Linked DNA regions of Homo sapiens: region 2 is linked to region 1. The links are chromatin loops, found by intact Hi-C in ENCODE. Cell type or tissue: GM12878. All regions are shown on one strand. Links, peaks and the distances in the headings refer to the core of each region. The heading gives the core; the rest is flanking DNA. Region 1 has its middle 14 kb from the start of LINC02836. Region 2 has its middle 79 kb from the start of PRDM1.

What was found. A loop is a pair of places that touch in the nucleus more often than their neighbours do. Peaks named below come from ENCODE experiments on the same cell type or tissue, not always from the same donor. Only the 100,000 strongest peaks of a DNase experiment are listed, where the experiment ranks them.
Region 2: it touches region 1 in a loop (6-fold over the local background); 2 of 110 quality-filtered maps call a loop at or near these places.

Annotation. Positions count from the first base shown.
Region 1 is chr6:105,642,220-105,650,556 of GRCh38, reverse strand. No RefSeq gene overlaps it. Among named protein-coding and RNA genes, the nearest start is that of LINC02836, 14 kb to the right of the region's middle. RefSeq lists enhancers at 3,557-3,746, 6,314-6,553. In GM12878, for the core only: a CTCF peak has its summit at 6,145; DNase peaks (open chromatin) are centred at 3,976 and 6,160; H3K4me3 peaks cover 279 bases; H3K27ac peaks cover 1,706 bases.
Region 2 is chr6:106,161,320-106,169,656 of GRCh38, reverse strand. No RefSeq gene overlaps it. Among named protein-coding and RNA genes, the nearest start is that of PRDM1, 79 kb to the right of the region's middle. RefSeq lists enhancers at 1,779-1,898, 2,136-2,871, 4,695-5,154, 5,165-5,214, 5,235-5,334 and 3 more. In GM12878, for the core only: no CTCF peak of the experiment used is centred there; DNase peaks (open chromatin) are centred at 2,096, 5,036, 5,406, 5,976 and 1 weaker place; H3K4me3 peaks cover 2,384 bases; H3K27ac peaks cover 5,827 bases.

The DNA.
Region 1 (8,337 bases), core at 272-8,271:
TGTGTTCTCAGAGTCAGATTTAAAGAGATCTCAATCTCTTTCTTGTGGGCTTAGAATGCTTTTAAAAATTGTCAAAAGAAAACCATTTCCTTCACTATTCAAAAAAATTGAAAGAGAAGAACTTCTGAATATTTATTCAGAAGTAGTTCAAAAAATAGCTGGTTTTATTTTATTTTGCAGAGGATTAGAAATGTAGTTTAAACTACAAAAAAGGAGTTTTTCAATATTTCAGAAAGAATCATTGGTATATTGAAAGAGCAGATTTGAGGCCGAGTACAATTGCTCATGCCTGTAATCCCAGCACTTTGAGAGGCCAAGGCGGGTGGATCACCTGAGGTCAGGCATTTGAGACCAGCCTAGCCAACATGGTGAAACTCTGCCTCTACTAAAAATACAAAAAATTAGCTGGGTGTAGTGGCACATACCTGTAGTCCCCGCTACTTGGGAGGCTGAGGCACGAGAATCACTTGAACCCGGGAGAAGGAGGTTGCAGTGAACCAAGATCGCACCACTGTACTCCAGCCTGGGCAACAGAGTGAGACTCTGTCTCAAAAAAAAAAAAAAAAATGTGGATTTGAGAAATGACAGCAAACCCAGAATTATTAATGGGAAAATAAAAATAGAAATGTAATATGATGTTGAGTTATATTTATGTAGAGCTTTAAAGTTTACAAAGTGTTTTTATCTTAACTCAGTCTATCCTCACAACATCTCTCTTGGAGGAAAACCTGTGTTTTATGTCTGAGGAAACTGATATTTGGGGAGGCTAAATCACTTGCCCCAGGCTATATGGCTGGTATCTTGTCGATGTCGAACTTGAACCTGCATCTTCTGATTCTTGGGCAATGATTGTTCTGTCCTTTAGAAAGGAAGATAGAACTTCTGCTTTGCTATTGGCTGTTTTCAGGGAAATCAGAAGATAAGAAAGAAAGACAATATTTCTAGCAGTTTGCTTTAAAGTGGTTGACAAAAATACATTGGTCCACACTACTCTAGTCACCTGCTTCTTTTGCATGAATTTTGGCCAGGTGAAGACTTAGCCTGAGAGGGAAGAAGGACCTGCTTTTAGACCTTCATCAGATGTCTTAAGTCACTTATAGGGAGTCATTCTGTTATTTCTTACCTCATGCTTTCTCTTTCTGTGGACATAAGTTTGTAGTGATATCTCATTCACAGAACATAGTAGTATACAGGAACAGAAAAGAAGGGAGGGATGGGCGGTGGATGGTAAGTGTGAGCAGGTGTTGGAGAGATGCTAAGCTCAGGCCACAGTTCAACTTCACAGGAAGTTGAAGAGCTACTTAGCCTTTCCTAAAACTCAAACTTTCTAAAACATTGACAATAAGGACAAGTAATTGATGGGTAGAAAATGGAGAAATGGTCATGGGAGGAAAGAGATAAAATAGGTTTAGAACATTTACTTATTTACTTGTCTCCAAAATTAACACTTCCACAAGCTTGATGAATGGGGACCTTGTGCATGGTTACATTTACCATCTTACAGCTTTCCTCTCGGTTAGTGAATTTAACAATATGAATGAAAATAGATGACACAATTTTGAAGTTGATAAAGGTTTTTTGTTTTGTTTTGTTTTGTTTTTTACTTAAGTCACCAAAGGATGGGTGGGCTCTAAATAGGAAATGGAAGAGGTAAAGAAGCAGGTCATATTGAAAACAAAAAATAATAAAAAATTTCCCCAGAGGAAATACCCCTTTCTAGAGCATACTAAACTCTTAGTTGCCATATGTTGCTTGAAAAAAAAAGTTATATACCACATTTTTTCATAATACAAACTATAGAAAATGAGGTTATAGGAAATCTTTTTAGCTGAAGGAGATCTTCAGAAAAGTGAGAAATCATCTGGGTGGAGGGGCTTTAGTTAGAGAAGTCTGAAAAACCCCAAATAAAAGGAATCAGCAGTTCCTAGAAGGAAACAGTTTGGTAGGAAAAAGGGATTATCCCAACTAAACGGCTAATGAAAACTGATAGCTTGAGTGGCTTCTGCTTGACAAGGAGATTGTCACTGTTGACAGGGTTGACTGGCAGGGTGGAAAAATGAGGGGGATAAAGCTTCACAGAAAGACTTCAGAGGAAACTTGACACCTTCAAAACCACAGGTGTGAGGGTAAGTGAAACCGTCAAGTAAAAGTTGGCGTTGTTTTTCAGGATCTGATGTTCTGCATACTTTAGGTTCAAAATTTAGGAGTTTAAGGGGAACACTGAGATAAGTTGGGACATGGGAGGTTAGGAATCGAGGAGTCAGAGGACTCTTTTCTGCCCGTGAAGGGACTCCGTAGACTCTTAAATGTATTCCACAGTACTTTCTAGAGCTCTAAGAAGACAGGCTAGCTTTTTTCTCTACCAGCCCAGCCTGTTTCAAATCACAGGCTTCAATAGGCTTTCTAACCTAGCTCTCAAAGGTGATTTATTGAGTGTCTGTTATGTCCAAGATGCTGAGCGTGGAGTGTGTGAATACATAAACATGTTTGAACACTTGTTCCTTGCCTTCAAGGGTTTCATCTCAATGAAAAAATGGGATAGAATGAATTCTGCCTCAAGATGAATTATTCTCAAATAGAACTAACAGTAAAAAGTAAAACACAAAAAACACAAATGCCAAGTAAATAGCATTAACATTAAATGCTATAAAAATTCAGAGATGGAGGTGACAGGAGTTGAAGAAGCCCTTTTTGGGAGAGGTGGAAGTTGAGTTACATCTTTAAGGCGGAATAGAATTCAGACAGCCTGGGTAAGGGTGGGGGGAGGAGGGAATGTGAAGAAATGGGGAAGAATGGTAGGACACTCCCAAAGGGGTAAAGAAACTACTGGAGTAAGGGGAACAGAGGATTACATTTAATAACTCTAAGATGCACCCCCTGGGAAAACAAACAGTGGAATTTGTAACAATTATTTTTGTTTGGCTCTTGAAGCTGAGCATTTATGTCTGTTGAGGATATAAAAAGTTCAGTGTTCTAAATGGGAAGAGAATGACCTGAAGTGAATGGCAGAATGGGCTCTGGGGACACTGGACCTAGGGCTGCACCCTGGCTCTGCCATTTGTGAGTGGTGTGATCTCCAATGAGTTCACGTTTTCATGCCTCAGGCTCCTAATTTTTAATTTGGGATAATATTAGTATCAATAGTATCTAATTCATAGGGAGCTGTGGGGATTAAGAGATAAAGTATTTATTATGCTTATAGTGTTGGGCACATAGAAGGAGCTCAATACATCTTTATTATTTTTATATTAATATAAAATAACAATAATAATGGTAATAAAATCTCAAAGCCAAGTAAGCATCATGAAATTTTTCACGTGCCCATGAGCACAGAGGAGATCTTCAGAACCTACTGTTTTCTGATCTCCAAGAAAGATGGAGAAAAGAAAATTATAGCATTTTTCTTTCATTTTTTCTTCCTTCCTCTTTTTTTTTCTAGAATAAAGAGATGAGGAAAATGCAAGACAGTCCATGTCGCTCTTGGCTGTTCTCTGCTACTCCCCCCAGGTTCAGGGGTCTGTGAGTGGTCGTGAGAACCCCACCCCCAGGCTTCTGCTTGGGTCCTTATCATAGTGGCCTCTCCTGCTACCCAGTGAGAGTTCACTGTTCTGGCAAGGGATATGGCTCCCGACTCAAGGAGAAAGGGAGCGCAATGCTTTCCTTCTCCATTATTCTATGGGCAGGTTTAATATCCAGTGCCTCCTATTTATAATTAACATGAAGTTGTTTATTTCTTGCTTCTCATTTTAGCAGGGTAAGCATGTAGAGGCAGGCCACTTTCTAGTAGATTGTGAGAAGATAGACCTCAGCATGAGCCTGACTGTGGGTCTGATGTGGAGAGAAGAGAGTCAAAAGGAAATATTCTGTGGCTTTCTATATGACTGAAATGCAGCAAGGCTATTGTTTGCTGTAGCAGCTGATTGAAAAAGAGTGACATTCTGTCCACTGAACGTTAATAGGCTCAAGTGGAAGTGTGGTGATCAAAGCTGAGTCATAACTTGAGAGGAAACCAGTCTTACCCATGTTTTTTGTTCTTTAGTGGAGACACCTAGTAAGCTCTTCGAAGACGGTGGCTTTCTACAAAAGGAGAGCTATAGTAACCGTTGGCCGCAGCAAGATGCTCTTCTCACTCTTGTGTTGGAACAAGAACCAGTTATGAGAAGCCTGGGTTTGACTTGCTTTTGGTGTGGTTAATGCTGGTGGGAAGGTTTCTTATAGGTCTTTTTATTTATTAATACATTTGGTCATAGATGGGCCTTCAGGATTTTCAATTGCTGTGACTATGTTGGTCTGGCTAGCTTTTTCCAGGCTAACAATGCAAACACCCCCAGCACCCCTGAGGGATAGTCTCACAAAGCCCCTGTCTGTCTGGCCTGTGGCTACATAAGCAATCTCTTGACAGTTCTTGGAACGTGAGACTTGGTGACGTGACCTAAGACTTCGATGTTTTTGTGATTTATCCAGGACACTTGACTAGGTAACAGGAATGCAGATGATCTCTGTCTCAGTGCTAGAACCTGCAGCTTTAGCCCAGGTTTATTCTTTGGGGTATGACTGCTAATCTGAAAATTTTGGGGAGAGTCCAGTGTCTGTGCAAGAGCAAATCTTCAATTTGGACTGATTCCACTATGAAGGAAATTGAGTTTTTATGGGAGCTAAAAATAAACGATCCTTAGCACTCCCTCCATCCTAAAATACATTAAATAGCCCTTACATTTTCAAGTTAGAACAAATCTGGCCTCATTGTTTCTGTCACTCTAACACTTGTTAATGTTATTTATGTAATTTTCAGATATTCTCAGATCAAAATTTTCCATGCCCAGTTATCTTTCTCATGCAAAGAAATTGTGATCAGTGTTCAGTTTCAATCAGTTTACTGAAGGAAGGGTCGTTTACAACACCTGTAGCCACTTTTCTCTTAGGGACTTAGTTAAAAAATCAGATGCAGGGTGTGAAATGAGACCTAAGTAATTCTTTCCAAGTTCCTTTGAGGAGCTCCCTGCTAGTACTCTCTCAGCCTAGAAATCAACACCTGCCTTTCACAAAGGAGCCTCCATCCAGTGTGGAATTCCAGCAAGTACACAGGTAGTTATTTCTAGGAATATTGCCCTTGCACATCTCTCCTCTTGCCAGGCACCAAACTAATTTCTCAAAGAGAAACAGTGGGAAACAATATGTTCTGTGCTGCCTTCACATACTACCATAAGAGGCAGTTAGTTACATAAGCCGGCTTCCAGAGATTTGCCAAGTGCTCTTTTTAAAAAAAGTGGCTGCTGATGGAACATTCTTTACATAAAACAGATACTTGTTTCAGCAACCAAAGTCCATGTCCACAGCAAAATCCAACTAGTGTTCTACTTTTCTATTTGTCTATAGAGTATAGATCTCTATACACTTCAGGAGAAAAACTTGTGTCAATAATGGATTGGGTTCGACAGTTTAAAAGAAAAAACAAATGGACATTTTTCATTACCTCAATTTCTCATTATCTACATCAACTCAGAACCGTCAAGAAGGCCCATAGTGAAGCCTAAAGGTTTTGAAAGGGGCTACTATGAGCATTATGGATTCTGTCCCATACTCAGGAAGCACCCCCCGACCAGGAATTTCTCAAGACCAAGGCGTGATGAGTGCAGTTTTACTACTGCCTCTGCTCATGAATAAGACCTCTGTGGTAAATCATTTCCCAGGTAGAATTTGCTCTTCCTCCTTAAGTAAGAGTAGTCTTTAAAAAAAAAAATCCTTTCTCAGAGTAGTAAACAACTCTCTGAAGTAGGCATCATCTAGATAACCTTTACAAAAGACATTCTCTGCTTGATTCCATATTGGTTCTGATGTAAAAGTGCATCAAAGTTAGAAAAATCTTGCTCAAGTTTCAACAGCAAATATTCTTAGCCAGAGGAGCTGACGTGGGGGTGAATGGAAAGGAAGTAGAAAGTCAAGTGCAAGATCAGTTACAAGAATACCACTTAGAATTTTTGGTTTTCCCTCATGCTTGGTGAATATATTTTTTACATGTCAGTGGGTTGGGCCCATCATTAAGCTATTGTCTCGCGGCATCAAGCCCATCCTCCTACACTCTGCTGTGTGATGCTGGACCTCTGCAATACACATTTATTTCTGTGTTGCTGATAATTCCCTGTTAGGCTCTGCCAACAGGGGATGCTAGAGAAAGACTGCAAGTCTGGGAAAGGAGAAAGTTTATTTTCCTCTCTGCTACCTCTGACTCCAGTTTTGCTTCCTATTTCTTTCAGTGTCACCCAGCAACACTTCTTCACCCAAACAGTGGCATTTTACTTCAGTAACAGCTGTTTATACTAGTTTGCATTTTTTTTTTCTTGACACAGGATCTCATTCTGTCGCTCAGGCTGGAGTGCAGTGGTGTGATCACAGCTCAGGTGATCCTCCCACGTCAGCCTTCCAAGTAGCTAGGACCACAGGTGTGCACCATACCCAGCTAATTTTTGTATTTTTTTGTAGAGATGGGTTTTCACTGTGCTGCCCAGGCTGGTGTCGAACTCCCGGGCTCAGGTGATCCACTTGCCTTAGCCTCCCAAAGTGCTGGGATTATATGCATAAGCCATCATGCCCAGCCCAGTTTACAATTTTTCCAATAGTTGCAGAACCAGTCTCATGGTACACCCCTCAGATGCACTGTCTTAGCTGGCAGTATCACCTTTTTGGAAGTTTGGGCCAACCCTGTGGCCCCACACTGGCATTAGGTACATCAGCACAGGCCACCAGCTGCCACTTCCCCTGGGGGATCTGAGTCTACTCCCTACTTAGGTACACCAGCACCAGCCAGCTGCCACCTCCCTGGGAGATCTGAGTCTACCCCCCTACCCAAGGTCTGAAGCACCAGCAACTTCAGAGCAGTGCCCTCTCCTCAGACATCTGAGTGTAGCATTCATTGGGATCTATTTTGATGGTTCCCATCTCATCCCTTTGTTCCCCAGCCCTGCAAGTGGTAAATGTGTCCTATTTCCATGATAACTTATTGTTCTCTTTTTGCATATTCAATCATTCAGTACCTAGTAAGTACTTCTTTATATTGTTTATATTAAATTATCTCCATTGGTGTAATTTGTCTCTTGTCTGGACCTGGATTGATAAAATAGGAGTCCTTTCCTTAATCTCACAGCTTTCAGATGGACATTGACTAGATCTTACAAGATATAGCTAAAGTCAACATGGTGTTCTTTGGATGGGAATTTCTTGTTCCTATTTATTCCCTGGGCCTAAAAGACCAGGGTCGATTATGAATTCTTACTCTGGGTTCTAGAAAGATGTTGGCAGCTTACTTAATACCTGAGTTAGCTGTTGCATAAGATGGAACAGGAAAAGGTGTTTCCTTTTTAATTGATAAGAAAGACTTAATGAGGCGCCATTTTCTCATTCTAAGTCTCCATGGAAAACTAAAATGTCAGAGGGCACTTGTCACTCCAGGCATCAGATGTTATGAAAATAATAGATCTGAAAGATTTGTAGCATGAGGCAAGGGAAAAAGATTGATGGGTTTAAGTGACATAATTGAAGTTCTCAACATTAGAAACTCCTTTTGTAAGCTGGGACACTTAAGGCTTGGCAAATATGCATGTCTGTTAGCCGTCTGCATCACTACTGACTGTGTATCTGTATTGAAGGATTAAATGAATCATAGACATATGATCGCTGCATGGAAAAAAATGTGTTGTGCCCAGCACTCTTTTCCATAAAGAAAGCGTCATTGGGAAATGCAAACATGTGGAAACAGGCCACAAAAATGCAGCAAATTAGTCCTTATTATCCACTCATCCACGCAGGAAAGTTTTAAAAGGTAATAAAGTCTTAGGTTCTTACAATTGGCACTTTAGCCTTACTGTTTTTAGAGTAAAATATATGGTGCTGGGAAACCACTGTGCATCTAAGCATTTCATTTAGCTTTTAACTACCTTTCAGTTCAATAGGCATTTCAAGTCATGCTGTCACCTGTTGCCAAGCTTTCTGCTGCAGGTTACCATCCCAAACTACCTCATTAAAATAAATGAAAACAAATAGGATTATCCAAGTGAAATGTCACTAATGCTATTATGAAGTAAGAATGTTTTGGCGCCATTCAATAAAGCTACAACTCTAAGCTGTAAATGTAACACATGGAAATTCAGATGACATCTCGACTCATTAGATCTTCTGTTCCATATTTGTGCTTGTGTGTGGAATAGATGATAATGTAATTCTGTACAGTCACAGTATCATAAGGGTACTTGTTTTTTCTAATGAACAATGATGCAATTCTATGATTCCACTATCCTTGTTTGTCAGGTATCCTGTTTATTGTAATTTCTGAGCACAACGGAT
Region 2 (8,337 bases), core at 243-8,242, 520 kb before region 1:
GAATTTTCCTAGAGAAACTGAGATTGAGTAGAATCGCAAAAACCAGTTTTTATTACAGATTCTCAATTCTATATGACTTTATAATCTTTGATGCCAAATCTCTGAACCTTTGGGAGAATCGGCCAACAGCAAATAGAGATCTTCAGAATGGTCCCAACACTTTTGGGATTCAGCATTCTGATAGAGAGCTGGTGAGGTAATCGTGTATGTAGCTAATGTGTTCCAAAGAACTTTCTCCCACCTGGTTTTACATTCTATTAAATATATATTGTGTGAGGCTGGGCACAGTGGCGCACACCTGTAATCTCAACACTTTGGGAGGCCAAGGCAGACATTGCTTGCCTGGAGTTTGAGACCAGCCTGGGCAACATGGTGAGACCCTGTCTCTGCTACAAAATACAAAAATTAGCTGGGCATAGTGGTGCAGGCCTGTAGTCCTAGCTACTTGGGAAGCTGAGGGGGAAGGATCACTGGAGCCCGGGAGGTCGAGGCTGTAGTGAGCTGTGATTGTGCCATTGCACTCTAGCCTGGGTGGCAGAGGGAGACCCTGTCTCAAAAACAAACAAAAATATATTGTGGCCAAACCCTTTCTTGGCACTGCTTTTCTCGTCAGGCTGATGCTGGCATCTGTAGCTGGCTGCCCGTGCTCCTGCTTGTTTCCTCAGCAGAGTGCAGCTGTCACTTGTCACTGGTGGAACCCGGAGGAGAAATGACCTAGACTGAGCTATACCAGAGCAGAAAACCGAAGAAGCCAGACCTCAGGAATAGAAAAACGAGGGTCCTGTCTGGAAAGTCAGGTGGGCATCAGAGATGGCTGTGCTCCAGAAATGCTGATGAATTTTGGAGGATTAGTCATTTTTGTCAAATGGGTTTTATGCTATTGATTGAGAAACCAAAGCAACAATCAGATGTTACTGGGAGCGGCACCAACAGTGTTCATACTGGTTAAGGATTTCCACGCGACAGAAAATCAAACGCAAGCCAGCTTAAGCCAACCAAGGGATTGCATTGGCTCACAGCCTGAAAACTCCACAGCTTGATCTGGAATTTACACCCTCTTCATGATCCCAGCGCCAGGTCTGTTTTGTTCATAAGGGCTGCCTCTTCTGTGTGCTGGCTTCTTGCTCAGGCTGGCACTTCTCTTGGTGGGACAAATGGCTGAGGGATTTTGGGCTTTCTGTGTTCTCCAATACATCAGCCAGGAAAAGAGGGATTGTCTCCCCTGTGTTACAACAGAGGACTGAGGAAGCTTTTTCCCAGAAGCGCAAGTGAACGTTTCCTCAAACCTCATTGGCCTGAATCAGCCCATATGCCCACCCCTGAGCCAATCACCCGGCCAGATGATGGGTGCTCTGATTGACCGAAGCGCAGGAGGACCCACCCCTAGGAGCTGGCTGTATCCACCTGCCAGAGAAGGGGGAGGCAGTGCGGAGGAGAGGGTTGCCTCCAGGTAATATCTGGGTGCTGTGGCAGGAGAAGGGGCAGTGGATGTGGCGGGAGGCAACTTACGAATGTTTGCTACCTCAACATCATTATTATTGTGATGCAGGCCAAATTCGAGGTGGTGCAGATACAGATAAGAACACTTTTGTTCAGAAGCCCAGCTCTGCCTGCTTCTAGCTAAGTTACTTAGTTAGGTCTTTAAGTCTCAGTTTCTTCATCTGAAAAAACGTGGATGATAATACCTCAGGGAAGGCCAAATTCATATATTAGAGGATACGTCATATGTATCAAAATATATAAGGTTACGTATTTGAAAAAAATAATAATTGAATATGAGGTACTTTTCTTAAAGTGCCAAATACAGTCAGCATTGTCGAAGCCAAGATTGAGCCCCCGTTTCCACTTTAGCAGGGCAGCAGATGGAAAGAAGATGTCCCCAGCCACCATGAGTGTTGGGCAAGTCAGGGCCCATCCCATGTCTTCATGACAAGATAGTTTCACTGGTTCAGAACCAACTTAAGCAGCAGGTGTTCAGGGCTAGGGTGTTGAAGTTTCAGCTTTGATTTTTCTATGAAATTGTTCGGGTTATTAAAATATTGGCCCTATTCTCTCGCTTAAGAACTGGTTTCATTTCTAATGACACAGCACCATCATGCCATTCCTTGATTTAGTCACGAGAACCAAAACTAATGTGTGGCTAGTTTCATGTCGTTTTTATAGCAGTTAGTACAGAGAACAACAGGCTCTTGTGAAAACAGATGTATTCGCTATCTATTTCTCTATCTGCTGCCTCCCAGATTCAAAACCCCATTTCTGAGGTGGCTTGGTCCTCCGGTTTGGCCCTTGTGGAAGAGGCTCTTGTAAGGACAAGAGCCTAGCTATTATTCTCAGTGGGGAACCATTTTATAAGAAAGAAGTGTGCCATCCCCCAAACCTTGAAAGAATTGCAAGAGGGTGTCAGAAAGAGACCTTTCTTCTTTTGAGAGAGGATTCCTTTGGCATTATTGTCTATTGTGAGCACACAGGAGGGTTCTTTAGTTGATGAGCCTCTGTAAACTTCTTAAAGGCCTTGTGGTATTGCATGAGAATGTGAGCATCTATTTAGTATTTCTGGAAAAAGCATTGCCTTATAATAATGCTAACACTCTCATAATGACAACACAGTCAGTCTCTTCACAAAGGTTTAATCATCAGCAATGTCTCTTATATAGGCAGGTTAGAGGACAGATGTTTACAGCTAAAGAAAGAGACATTAAATTTTTCATGACTTCAGAGAGAGTTGTAGAGTTTAATGTTAGAGTCCTGGGCTAATTTCTGGGTAATTGTTTGATCTCTCTCTGCTTGGATTTCTTTCTGTATAAAAGGCAAATAATAATGAGAATAATAATAATAATAATAGACCAGCCATGGCGGCTTACAACTGTAATCCCAGCACTTTGGGAGGCCAAGGCAGGAGGATCGCTTGAGTCCAGGAGTTCAAGACCAGCCTGGATAACATAGTGAGACCACCATCTCTACAAAAAATTAAAAAATCAGCTGGGCATGGTGGCATGCAACTTTATTTGGGAGGCTGAGGTAGGAGGTTTGCTTAAGTCAGGGAGGTTGAGGTTGCAATGAGCTATGCTTGCTCCACTATACTCCAGTCTGGGCAGCAGAGTGAGACTGTGTCTCGAAATAATAATAATAATACTTCAGGGAGTGGTAGTGAAGATTATATAAACTAATATATGTAAAGTGCTTAGAACATCACCTGGCACACAGTTTGCACTCAAATGTTAGTTGTTGTAATCATCATCTTCACTATCAATTTTTCCTCTTTATTTTCTTTTTAGAGATAGTGGATAGTGGGAATAGGTGGGAACGAGCAATCCTCCCACCTCAGCCTCCAGAATAGCTAGGACTACAGGCACATGCCGCCATGCCTGGCTGATTTTTTACTTTTATTTTTAGAGATGGAGTCTCACCATGTTAACCAGGCTAGTCTTGAACTTCTGACCTCAAGAGATTGTCCCACCTCAGCCTCCCAAAGTGCTGGGGTTACAGGCGTGAGCCACAATGCCCAGCCCCCCTATTCATTTTTCTCAATTGAAAGTTGAATGCCCTTGCCTCTTTGACACACACATATACAACCACTCTCCTCTTGCATCTGGCCTCCTGCCAATCTAGGTTACTCACCTGATCTTTGCTCTTCAGTGGTCTTCCAACATCTGTCTCTGTCCAAACCAGCAGCCTCAGGAAAGCCTTGCTTCCATGCTAGCAAACTGGCCTCCTCTAGGGCCATCTAACCAGTCTTTCCTTGTTGCCTTTTATATACTAAATATGATTCCTAGGGGGTAAATTTTTTTTAAGGTGTTAAATACCATGTCTAGGCAGATTCAGCTCACCCAGAAGACTAGAATTGGCAGCTATGCCTCCTGCTCTCTGCTTTGATTCAGAACCTGTGCTATGCTATTGTCAAGCCTGGGTATTGTACCTTCTTGGTCCATTTTTGAATTTTTCATCCATTTTGACCAACACTGTTTAATTCCTGCTTTTTTTTTTTTTTTTTTTTTTGAGACGGAGTTTCATGCTTGTGGCCCAAGGTGGAGTGCAATGGTACGATCTCAACTCACTGCAACCTCCACCTCCCAGGTTCAAGCGATTCTCCCGCTTCAGCCTCCCAAGTAGCTGGGATTACAGATGGCCACCACCATGCCTGGCTAATTTTTGTATTTTTTTGTAGGGACTGGGTTTCACCATGTTGGCCAGGCTGGTCTGGAACTCCTGACCTCAGGTGATACACCTGCCTTGGCCTCCCAAAGTGCTGGGATTATAGGTGTCAGCCACCGCGTCTGACCAATTCCTGCATTTTTTAAAATGACAAATGACATGGTCAAGAAAGCCTTTCTGCATTTCCTTTCTTTGGTCTTCATTTATTCATTCAACCAGTATTCTGTTACTGTGTCCTCTGAACAGTCTCAATAAAATTGTTGCTGCTTGGTGCTTTGTGTATGTGCACCTGTTCCCTCTCCTAGGTTATGAGAACAAAAGCCAAAGATCCTATTTTAAAATTTTTATTTATTTTCTTAATTTTTTGCATCACCCACAAGACCACAGGCAAAGCCTGCTTGGGAATGAACTCGTGAAGAGCTGTGAAGCACAGATGGGTCTCTCTGGTCTTTTCCCTCTACTTCCATCCCCCTTTCTATTCTTCTAAGAGTCTCACAGACCCTTTCCATCTGAATTTAGTTAGGCCTCCAGCAAGCAGAGACACAGATTTCACAGTCAGGTGCTGCTCCATGCTGTACTGGGGTGATGCCCCAAAGGTGTTCTTGGCCCCGGCCTTCAACACCCTGTGTTGATGTACTTGGTGGCAGATTCCCTGCCATCTCCCCAAATGATCGTGTCTTCTCTTCACATCTCATTATGTTTTCCTTGGCCTGATTCCTTTCCTCCTACCCAGTCTGATTCGTCTGCCTTTTCCTGACTCCCTTCCAGGCCACCCCTTCCCCTGGCCTCTCTTCGTACCTTGGCCGTTAGTCTTGCTTGATGCCTCTGTATGCCTCACTTTGGTTTCTGTTCCCCCTTATTCTTTTTCTTTCACTTTCCCCCACCCACCCGTCGTTTTTAACAGTGTCATCATGACTTACAGTGTGGGAACATGATGCTTGCTGTCTCCCACATTACATAGCCGCCCCTGGATTTCATGTGACCAACATTCCTTCCCCTAACCCCTTGGGCAGGATAGAAACTCCCCCACTGCCAGAAGCCGGGGCCTAGCCCTCATCGCGAGTCCCGCTTCCTGCCCACCTCAGGAAGCAAGGGCAGGGCAGAAGATGGAGGCCAGGGCCACAGAGTTCACCCCAGACCTCGTGTCAGATTCTGTGGGGCAGTGTGAGCTGGGTGTGACTCAAGGCACCACTCACAGCAGCTTTACTCTGTGAAAGCACGAAACAGGGAGGGTCCTCATAAAGGAATGGCAGGGGCTGTGGGGAAGAGGTGGGGTAGCACATATGACTGAGGCCAGGGAGGTTTCTAGTGCTGACATGACTTGGCCTCCTCATCCACAAAACTCACTTGAAACACCAGAGCTTGATGAATAACAGCGTCCCAGTCATAAGCAGAAAGAGCTCTTCCCTTTTTCTTCCGTCAGCCCTCACACATACCGCTTGTGCAATCTGTTCTTATGTGAAGGTTTGCAAAATCGTCCAAGTGGAGGATGGGTCTGGGATTTCTTGGACACATATCCATCCTGGAGGGCCAGACATCAGCCAGGGCAGCTGGAACAACCTGGACTGTCACAGTAGGAGGGGACGGGGGGTGTCAAGGCTGCTGGGAATGGGGCCTTCTAGCACTCGGTTTCAGAGAGCAATAAATGGAGTTCTTATTTCAAACGTGCAAACCGGATTTGGTCAAATACTCTCCCTGTGAGGCAGCTGCCCTTTGAGGCTGTGGACCAGAGTGGAAATAAAGCTCCTGTCTGACAAAGGATAGGTTTCCTTGACCCTTTCTGCTGACTATTCCACTTCCTGCTGGTTTGCTGCGTTGATCCTTGGGCAGCAGCCCCAGGGGTGCTTGCTGCAGCAGAGTGAAAGTGATTGCCAGCCTGAGCTCTACAGGCTGACTTTGGGCTCTGCAGGCACGTTCTTCCCCTTGCTTATTTTCCACTGCTGTTTGTGAGTCAAGCTCAAGGGCCACGCTGAACAGGCTGCTGGAGGAAAGGAGTGAGCCAGGTCTCTTGATATCTTCTAAAGTCTCAGAAAGGAAGTACAGACCTAATTCAGTGCCCTCTCCTTTTCTCTTCAAGTGCAGGTGGTTAAAGTCCCCCTGATATGGTTTGACTATGTCCCCTAAAAAGCATGTATTGGAAAATTAATCCCCATTGTAACAGAGTTCGGGGGTGGGGCCTGATGAGAGATGATCAGGCCATGAGGGCAGAGTGAATGAATTAATGCCGTTACTGCAGGAGTAGGTTGGTTATAAAAAGGGAGTTTGGCCCTCTTTTACACACACGCACTCTCTCTCTCTCCCTCTCTCGCTGTCTCGCTCTCTCACTCTCTTGCTCTCTCACTCTCTTGCTCTCTTGCCATGGGATGATGTAGCCACCAGGTGCCAGCTCCTCAGTCTTGGGCTTCCCAGCCTCCAGAACTGTGAGCCAAGACATTTCTATTAATTGTAAATCACTCAGTCTGTGGTATTCTGTTATTACAGCACAAAATGGACTAAGACATCACCCCTGGGTGCATCCCACTCATGACACAGGCAGGAAAGCAAAGATAGCTAAACTCAGGATAGGCATTTGTATTCAGAGGGTTTTTTTGTTTTTTTGGGTTTTTTTTGCATTTTTCCACATTGCCTAGTATATAGCACTGAGAATGCGTTTTAAGATTTATGGACAGTTTTGACATTTAAATAAGGTATGACCAAGGTAAAGGGAGAAAATTGTGGGAATTTTGTCAAATAGGACCAAGGAATGCAATTTTTTTTCAAACACTATTTTTAAAGGACTCTTTTTGTAGAACCTTAGCTTTATTTGGTATCAGCCAAGTGTACCAATCTCCTGTTTCTGATTTGAGAACAAAATGTGTACTGTTACCCGTACCAAGTATCTCAGATACCTTTTCCAACCAATTTTGAAAGTTCACAGAACTGGTCTTCCTGAGTCCTTTGGCCTTAGATGTGTAGATACACAGATGATCCATTGGTGTGCAAGAAGAAAATATCTTAACTTCTATTTCTATCTGTGTTTCAATCTAAACAACAAATAAATTAAGCTTTACTGTTACTAATAAATATGATTAATGCTACATGTATTCACAAGTGTACACATATAAAATTTATAGATAAATATAAATATGATGGGGATGCAGGCCCAATTTTAAAAATTAGATTGTATGATCAAAAATTGGTGGAGGCCAGACATGGTGGCTCATGCCTGTAATCCCAGCACTTTCAGAGGCTGAGGCAGGAGGATCACTTGAGCCCAGGAGTTTGAGACCAGGCTGAGCAACAGAGCAAGACCCCATCTCTACAAAATAAAAAATTAACTGAGCATGGTGGCACATGCCTGTAGTCCCAGCTATATAGGAGGCTGAGGTGGGAGGATCTCTTGAGCCCAGGAAATTGAGGCTGCAGTGAGCCGGGCTCGTGCCATTGTGCTCCAGCCTGGGCAATGGAGCAAGACCCTGTCTCAAAAAAAAAAAAAAGTTTGCTAGGACTTCTGCTGCTGGCCAATATGGAGTCATGGAGACCAAATTTACCTTCCTGCCTGAAACAACCCCTACACACACACACACACACACACACACAAAACAGACAAAATATATGAAACAACAGTTTCCAAGACACTGGACATCAGGCAATGAAGAGAAGTGATCCCTAGAATCAGGAAACAATGAGGTGGCCCTTCAACTGTCACAGCTTACTCCACTGAGTTCACACTGTTTAGTAAAGTTATATATGTCTTTTTTTCTTAATTTGAATTTTTACTTTCCTCCTCCTTGAGGACAGTAGCCACATCTCGTTCACGGTGTATCCTCAGGACTTAGCACAGGAGTTGCTGAATAAGCATTTGTTGAATGAATAACTGAAGCTCTACAGGGAAGCCTCAGAATGGTAGGATCATAGATGAACGGATGTTGGAGCCCAAAAGCACCTTAGAGATCATCTAGCCCAGTTTCCTCATTATACTGATGAGGAAATTGAGGTCCCAAGCAGTGCTATGACTGCCCCAAAGTCTCATGGCCCCTTAGTGGTGGAGTTTGTGGGAGTATTCCTCCCTAAAAAGCAACCCTGGAATTAAGCAAGTTGGTAAATTGCTGCAGCTCACAAAGCAGGGGCATCATAGAATTCTAGAGGCTAAGATGGTGTGTTTAGGGACAAAAATATAGGAACCAAGAATTACTGTGGGCAAAG